Linked DNA regions of Mus musculus: region 2 is linked to region 1. The links are chromatin loops, found by intact Hi-C in ENCODE. Cell type or tissue: left cerebral cortex. All regions are shown on one strand. Links, peaks and the distances in the headings refer to the core of each region. The heading gives the core; the rest is flanking DNA.

The links. A loop is a pair of places that touch in the nucleus more often than their neighbours do. Peaks named below come from ENCODE experiments on the same cell type or tissue, not always from the same donor. Only the 100,000 strongest peaks of a DNase experiment are listed, where the experiment ranks them.
Region 2: it touches region 1 in a loop (8-fold over the local background); 12 of 42 quality-filtered maps call a loop at or near these places.

The regions. Positions count from the first base shown.
Region 1 is chr7:13,287,078-13,290,932 of GRCm38, reverse strand. It overlaps Lig1 (ligase I, DNA, ATP-dependent), which reads right to left. Exons shown (of 29, transcript NM_010715.3): 6 at 2,174-2,269; 7 at 1,438-1,539. Among named protein-coding and RNA genes, the nearest start is that of Lig1, 10 kb to the right of the region's middle. In left cerebral cortex, for the core only: a CTCF peak has its summit at 2,151 (motif pointing left); DNase peaks (open chromatin) are centred at 2,157 and 2,772; H3K27ac peaks cover 229 bases.
Region 2 is chr7:14,315,613-14,319,467 of GRCm38, reverse strand. No RefSeq gene overlaps it. Among named protein-coding and RNA genes, the nearest start is that of Sult2a6, 63 kb to the right of the region's middle. In left cerebral cortex, for the core only: a CTCF peak has its summit at 2,045 (motif pointing right); a DNase peak (open chromatin) is centred at 2,069.

The sequences.
Region 1 (3,855 bases), core at 622-3,121:
AAGGGAGAGAAGGAAAAGGGATAGCAGAAGACAGTTGCCATGAGGCAGGGTGGAAGATGAGAATGGACCACAAGTACATGCCAAGAGAAGCTCACCCTGAGGATATACATGGAAATAGCAAGACTCAGTTGGCAGGCAATAACAGGCAATTTATCCGGTTATTAATAGACTAATCAGGTTAGAATAGCTCAGAACTTGCGAAACATAATACCAGCAGCTTGTTAATAAAATCTGATGTCTCTGTGTCATTTATTCTGGAGCAAAAAGTATAGAATGGGGCAGAAACCTCCCATAAAATTACCACTCACTATAAAGTTTCTAGCACTAAACATTAAAATCCCAAAGTCATTGCACCCTATGAGTGGAAAATTGAGCAATTTTGACCTTTCTCTATCTGCTATGTAAATACAAGGCCTTTCTGGCCTAATGTTCACTCCTCAGTGCTAATGAAAGCATAGCTGACAATGGTCCAAAAATTGCAAACTTAGGAATGGTAGTGAAAAGAAACCTCATCACCCAGTTGAGTGGCCATCAGTGTGAAATACCAGCTACTCAGGACACTGAGGTAGGGGAATTACAAAACTACAAAGCAACCTCATAGTAAGATCTCAGACAAACAACCCAACAAACAAAAAGACAAAACAGAGTTGGGGTGTGACTCAGTAGTAGAGCATCTGCCTAGAAACCCCCAGTGAGCAATGGAAACTTGGCTCAGCAACTAGACCACTGACTGCTCTTCCAGAGGTCCTGAGTTCAATTCCCAGAAGCCACATGGTGGCTCACAAACATCTGTAATGCGATCTGATGCTCTCTTCTGGTGTGTCTGAAGACAGCAACAGTGTACTCACATGCATAAAATAATTAAGTAATTCTTTAAAAAAAATAAATAAAAGAATCCTCCAGTAAGAGGCTGGGGCCGTAGCTCAGTAACAGAGTACTTGCCTCTCCCACTAGTAAGAAGACTGAGGTATGGCTCAGAATTAAACATGTGCCTAGCATATATCAGGCCCTGGGTTCCACCACCAGAAAAAAACAACTAACATGATTCATGTATATGTATATGCCTAAAAGTGTCCTTGCAAAAGTGAACATGACACAGGGGTCTCAAGGACACCAAGGAACAGAAGCTGCAAGAATACTCCCTCTTCTAAATCCTGTAACTAAGCTTAGATATTGCACTTAATAAACACCTACTCAGTTTGTTGTATCTGACAGCCATGATGTCTAAAAGCATTTTATTTAGGGCTCTTTCCTTTCTTCCCACATGCATGGGGTAAAATAAGCAATAAACCCAATAGTAAAAGCAAAACCTCTGATTATCTTGGAGTTCACACTGAACCCATGTTGGGGAGTCTGTGCCTTGTTTCAGTGAACCACCCTCCACAGACAAGTGATGCCCCAAGCAGGATCAGGAAGCTAGAGGAATAAGCAACTCACCAGGGGACTTTGTGGGCTCAGAGGGGACTATGAGCTGGTCCCCCTCCTTTTCTTCCTTCTGTTTTACGTCTTCAGCCTCTGCGAGGCTTTCTTTTGGGGTCTCTGTTCCTCATGACAGACAGAAAAGTTAAATGGAAGTGAGGCCTAAAGGCACTCCCACCCAGTACAGTCTGAAGCAGAAAGGTCACAAGTCCAAAGTCTGCCTGGACCACAGAGTAAATTCCATTTTTAGTTTGGGTTACAAGATCCATGTAACTCAGCAGTGGAGCACCTGCCTATCCTGTACATTTTGATTTACAAACATACTAAAAAGTCATACCACCAGGGTAATGATAAAATTACAGACTCTAACCTGGGGGAAATTTGCCTTAGAACAAAGATACTCCTCTTTTTCCAGGAGATACTCAGAATTGGCAAAATCGCCAACTTTAAGTTAATTTTTTTATTGACTACAAACTGCCAATAGGAAATCAAGACTCCTCTAAATAATTCAAACCTGTCATGGGAAACTAAGCCATATGGAGATTTTTATTATTATCACATGAACAAGATCCTGGCTGGGTCAACAACTGCAACTGGTGCATCACACACAGCCCCCATGATCAATAGCTCCATCTCTGTGGCTGTTTCCCTGCATTGATCCCAGGATAAAGGGAACCCTCTCGACAGTCTAATCTCCACAGGAAAACAGTGACACCTACTGGACACTACACACACAAACATCCCGCTCCCTCACCTTCTTCTTTCTTCCTTTTCTTAGCTGTTTTGGTTTTGTCCTCATTCTGCTCCTCAAGAGTGTCTTGAATTGTCCGTTTGGGGAGCTGCTTCCGCGCTGGAAAGGTAAAGGGAGCACTGTAGCTGACCAGCAGTTTGTCTATGTCTGCCCCAGTGATCAGACACAATGCCTGATGAAAGTGGAGACTTAGAAGGTTCTGGATCCCCATCCTCTTCTTACCTATCATAGCCACTACCCCAGTGTACACCTCGTCTTTCCAGCTCTGAATCTGTGACCTTGGGTGAGTTATTTATTCTGTCTGTCCCTCCCTTTCTTGCATCATGAGAAAGGAAACAAGCTCCAGTAAATGATGATAACAGGATGTACTCAGTACCCGCAGCATGGTGTCTGAGAACCTTGAGGATCCAGCCACTACATTCCTCTCTAGCTCGTGTCACATGCTATCCTCAATCTGCCTCTTCATACCACACTGTACTCTCTAGAAACACCAGTGTTAGCATTCCCACACGTGTCCTGTTTTCCTACCTCTCAAAGTCTTTTTGTGACACCTATGCCTTTTCCGAACCTTCACTAGGCAACATGGACAACTGACTTCTGAGTCAGCTCTGCCCCAGGGAAGCATTCAGGAAGCTGCATATGTGATATTAAACTTGAGTGTTTAAAGGAGAGGAAAACAAAGCCAAACTGGAGAACCTAGTTCTAACTATATATCATGATCTCAGTACAATTTCAATTCTAAATTACGAGCAGTCTTTTTTTAATGCTGAGTGTGGGTTCATATTCATTATAACTTAACTAAATCTGGAATCCCTGTGTCTGTGAGGGTTTCTGTTGAGTTTTAACTATGGAGGATTCACCCTGAGTTTGGGTAGTACCATACTATGGGTGGGGAACCAGGTATATATAAAAACAAAGAGGAGAAAGTGAGCTGAGCACCAGCGTTATCTGCTTCTGCTTCCTGACATAATCCTGCTGTCATGCCTTCCCAATCATTATGGACTGCACTGTCAAACGGAACCAAAATAAACTCTCCTACCTTTTACATGCTTCTGGAAGGGATTTTGTCACAGTATGGGGGGGGGGGGAGAAGAAAATAAATATACACTTAGTTTTCCAAATCTGACATGCTGTACGTATGTACCTGGCAATTCACACATCGTGTTTAGGGTTTTAAAAATAGCATTCCATAAAAAAAGCAGATTCCCACACCCGAGTTGCTCATGGGAGACTGGAAAGACTTCCCTTGCTGAGGCCTGCTTTCGTGGAGCACCCCATATGTAATGCTTGGGTCCAGAGGTGTTGCAGAGTTTAGGGTTTTCAGTTTCATGCCTGTAGACGGCATGACTGAACTGAATGAGTTCTGACAGCATGCACCAGCTTCCCGATGTCCACTGAACCTTTACAAGTACCCATCTCAGTCACCTCAAACCATCAGAGCATGCTCAGTCCTCAGGTCACATATGGCCCTCACCTGGCCCTTCCCCATACCAATTCTTCTACTTCCATTTAGGTCTCAATGTCTCAGGTGGATTCTCTAGAATGTTCTCCAGTCTCTTCATTCAGTGTCTCCTTGATTTCTGTGGTCCCTGTGACAGAACTCCAAACTTAAGTGACCCACATGTTCCTAATTCACTCATACAACCTGGAATTCTCTTCCCCTCTCCTATCCCACCTGGCTCCCT
Region 2 (3,855 bases), core at 519-3,018, 1.0 Mb before region 1:
TTGAACATATGCATATACACATAAAGACACACAGAGAGATATAAATAAAATAAGATAAACCTTACAAAATCTCCTTTATTTTTGATATTATAATTATACTACTCCCCACCACTCATTCCTCCTTCTAAACCCTCTCATGCATTTCTTTTTGCTCACATTTAAACTCATAGCCATTTCATTCATGGGCTGGACCTAGTAATGTCTTTTACATATGTAGCAGATGTATAGCTCAATCTTCATGTGGGTCCCTTCCAACTGGCACAGGGGCTGCCCTTAAACCTGTTGCCTGTCAGTGGACTATATTCTTCTAGCTGGGCAGCCTTGTTTGGCCTCAGTGGGAAAGAATTCACCCAGCCCTGAAGAGACTTGATGTGCCAGGGACAGGGAAATAAGCAGGGAGAGGGGGTGTTCCACCCTCTCAGAGGAGAAAGGAGGGGAGATGATTGGGGAGGATTATGGAAAAGGGTACATGGGGCAATGACCAGTATGTAAAGTGAATAAATTAATTTTAGAAAAAAAGAAAAAAAACCAAAATATTCATAGCCTCTTTTCATTGTTATTATATGTGTTTAGATAGATAGATAAATAGATAGATAGATAGATAGATAGATAGATAGATAGATAGATAGATAGATATTCTTAATTGCATGGGTACACTCTCTTCAGTGAATATAATGCCACTAGTATGTTTTCAGGGTTCACCATTTGGTATTGGACCACTAATTGGTATGCTTTTCCCTGGGGAAGATGATTCCTCCTTATCTCAGTGTTCCTTGGTTGCCTATAGAGTTGAGGTACTGTGAGTGTTTCCTTATAAATGTTTGCATGTCTCTTGGGCAGCTGTGTTGGTGAGACTTTAAAGTACCCAAAAGCATATTAGGCTCAAATAAAAAATGAGGTGCTGGAGAGAAATATCAGTGCACTGGCTGCTCTTCCAGGGTATTTGGGTTCAGTTTTCAGCATGTACAAGCTGGCTCACCACCACTGAGTTCCAGGTACCTCTGTGTCTATAAAGCACACACATGGTACATAAACATATATTCAGGTCATTCACATAAACATATAAAATAGATAAGTCTATTAAAATAACATAGGTGCTGAAGGGATGATCTGGTATTAGGAGCCATTACTACTCTTGCTAAAGACACAACAGGTTTGACTTGCAGACTCTACATAGTGGCTCATAACCATGTGTTCCAGGTGATGTTGTGCCTTCTTCTGGTCTCTGAGGGCACAAGTCACACACATGCAGTGCAGATAAAATACACAGACAGGTAAGCAGGCAGGTTGGCAGAGAGACAGGCAGACAGACATTAGAAAATTAGTGAAGGTCCATTTAGAGCTGAGCTCAGTACTGTAGCCTCAGGACATCTGGCAGAAAGCAGCACAAATCCAGTTTTTAGCCCCAGGATATAGCCTTTTAGTGAATGATGCTATTGAAGGCCAGAAAAGGGCGTCAGGTTACAGATGGTTGTGTGCATACCCTACTGAGTGCTGGGTATCAAATTTGTTTACTCTGGAAGAACAACCAGTGCAATTAGCTGCTAATGTGTCACTCCAGCGCCTCATCATAATATAATTTTGAATCAGGGACTCATTATATAGTCCTGTGTAGCCTGTAGATAAGACTTGTCTCAGACTTATGGAGATCTTCTTGCCTCTGCTCCCTGAAATTGAAGGCATGTACCATTTTGTCCTGTGTCCACATTATTTAGTACTTATCCATTCATTTGAGCCAGTATTTTATGTAACTCAGGCTGAATGGACTTATTTGTTTGTTCATTCATTTGTTTTTTGTTGTGGTGTGTGGATATGTCCACACAGTTGGCCTCAAAGGAGAGGAGGATGTTGGGGTGTATGCACTTAGAGTTACAGGTAGTTTTGAACCACTTGACAAGGATACTAGAAATGTAACTTGTGTCTTTTGCAGTCCTCAAAGACTGGTTTTCTTTGTTACTTCGTAATCCAGTAGGCTCACAAGAAATAGCAAACCACTTCATCTGCCAGTGCAAAACAGAGGCTCCAGGCAGCATAACTGTTATGTTGCTGAGTGGCCACTAGAGGGAAGTAACACACCAGCCTTCCAGAAGGAGTGTAGAGCCTCATCATGGGTCCTGTGGTTCCTAGTTGCCATCTATGTTTGCTAGGCGACCTCACATGTGGGAAAATAAGGGATACCACAATTTTATGTGGGAGGAAAACATGGGGAAGCAGCAGAAGGTTTGTAATTTGAACTAAAACAGAAAACTGAATTTGACTAGGATTTGTAGGCATTTAAATAACACTTTGTCATGAAGTTTGGCAGTGTGACTAAAACTTGTAAGAGATATTGTTTTGTTTTGTTTTTTTTCCCCCTATCTAATTCTAGAGATTGAGCCCAGGGTATATAAATGATATGCTAGTGAAGGGTGGGTGAGACATGTCACCAGTCTCACCAGTGAATTTTAGATGGGTGTTCTATCTACCTCTGGGCTACTTCACTGAGTTCTTCACTGGGGTAAATCTGGCAGGTGCTCTACTGAGACACAGTCCTCAGGACCTCATTAGTATATTGTTGGCAAGAGTTTTTAATCTCTAGGCCTTTGCATTTATGATATCTTAACATGTAGATATTTGTTTTTGCTTGTTTATAATCATGATTTTAATTTTTAATTTAAGATAAGTTTTATTTTTTTTTATTTTTAACTTGTGAGAACACAACTGTATCACGTTCTTCTCCTCTCTCTTCCCTCCAAACTGTCCCATGTATCCCGTCTTAAACTCTTTCAAATTCATGGCTTTTTTTTCTTTGATTGTTGATGCATATATAATATTCCTAAGTACATAACTTGCTCAGTCTATACGGTGTTACTTGTATTTATGCTTTTTCAAGACTGACAATTTGGAAATAGATAGACAACAGCTGTGCTCATCTCCTGGTGAAAAGTATTTCTCCCACTCTCACAATTACTTTAGTGTCTATAATTCTAATGTTGAGGTCTCATGAGTTTTTTCTTTACATGTTTCCATGCCTATAGGTATTGCATTTGTTTAGTTATGTTAGTGAGACTTCTTTATGGGTGTAGCATCTCTGACATTTCTAGGAGACAATCTCACTGCAAAATTCCTCCCCCCTTTCCCGCAATGATGCCTTAGCCTGAGGTGCAGGAGTTGCTTTGTAGATATATGTGTTGGGACTGGAGCCAGCAACTCTGCATTTTGATTGGTTGGACTTCTCTCATGGCATCAATCATGGCAAGGAGAAATTTCCTTGATGGGGAGTGAGGTCTGCACATATTGGAATGTATAAAGACATATTTATAGTGAAGCTGACGATAATGTTCATTTCAAAACACAAAGGTGTAGGTTCCCCTACAAGATCTATGACTTCATGACCTCTGGGTAAATGGCTAGGTTTCCAGAATTACACATGATTACTCTCCCTGAGCAGGTTGACCCAATTAGAGGGTTACTGATAAACACCAAGTTATACATGCCACAACACCCAAAAAATTACCATGCCAGGCTGATCACTGTGGTAGTTTATAAGTGACAAAGCTGGGTAAGAGTGTTGGTTACTTCTTTCTATTTGAAGCTTATATGGCTCCTTCTGATAAAGTAGAGGCTACTCCTTAGGGAAGAGGCATTTCAGTCAGCTTGGGTCCTCTTGGCCTATGTCGAAACTGCATGATGTTTTCAGAAATGAGGCTTTACTTTCCACCCTGAGCAGACTGGTGCCACTAAGGGCAAACAGCTGTAGCAGTTTTAGAAACCTCTTGGAAAACCACAACCAAAATTAAAAGAGGGCTTCTCTTGCCTGGTGTTAGGATTTTCATGAGACACTCTATGAGTCTTTAGGGGAGCGTTGCTGACCAA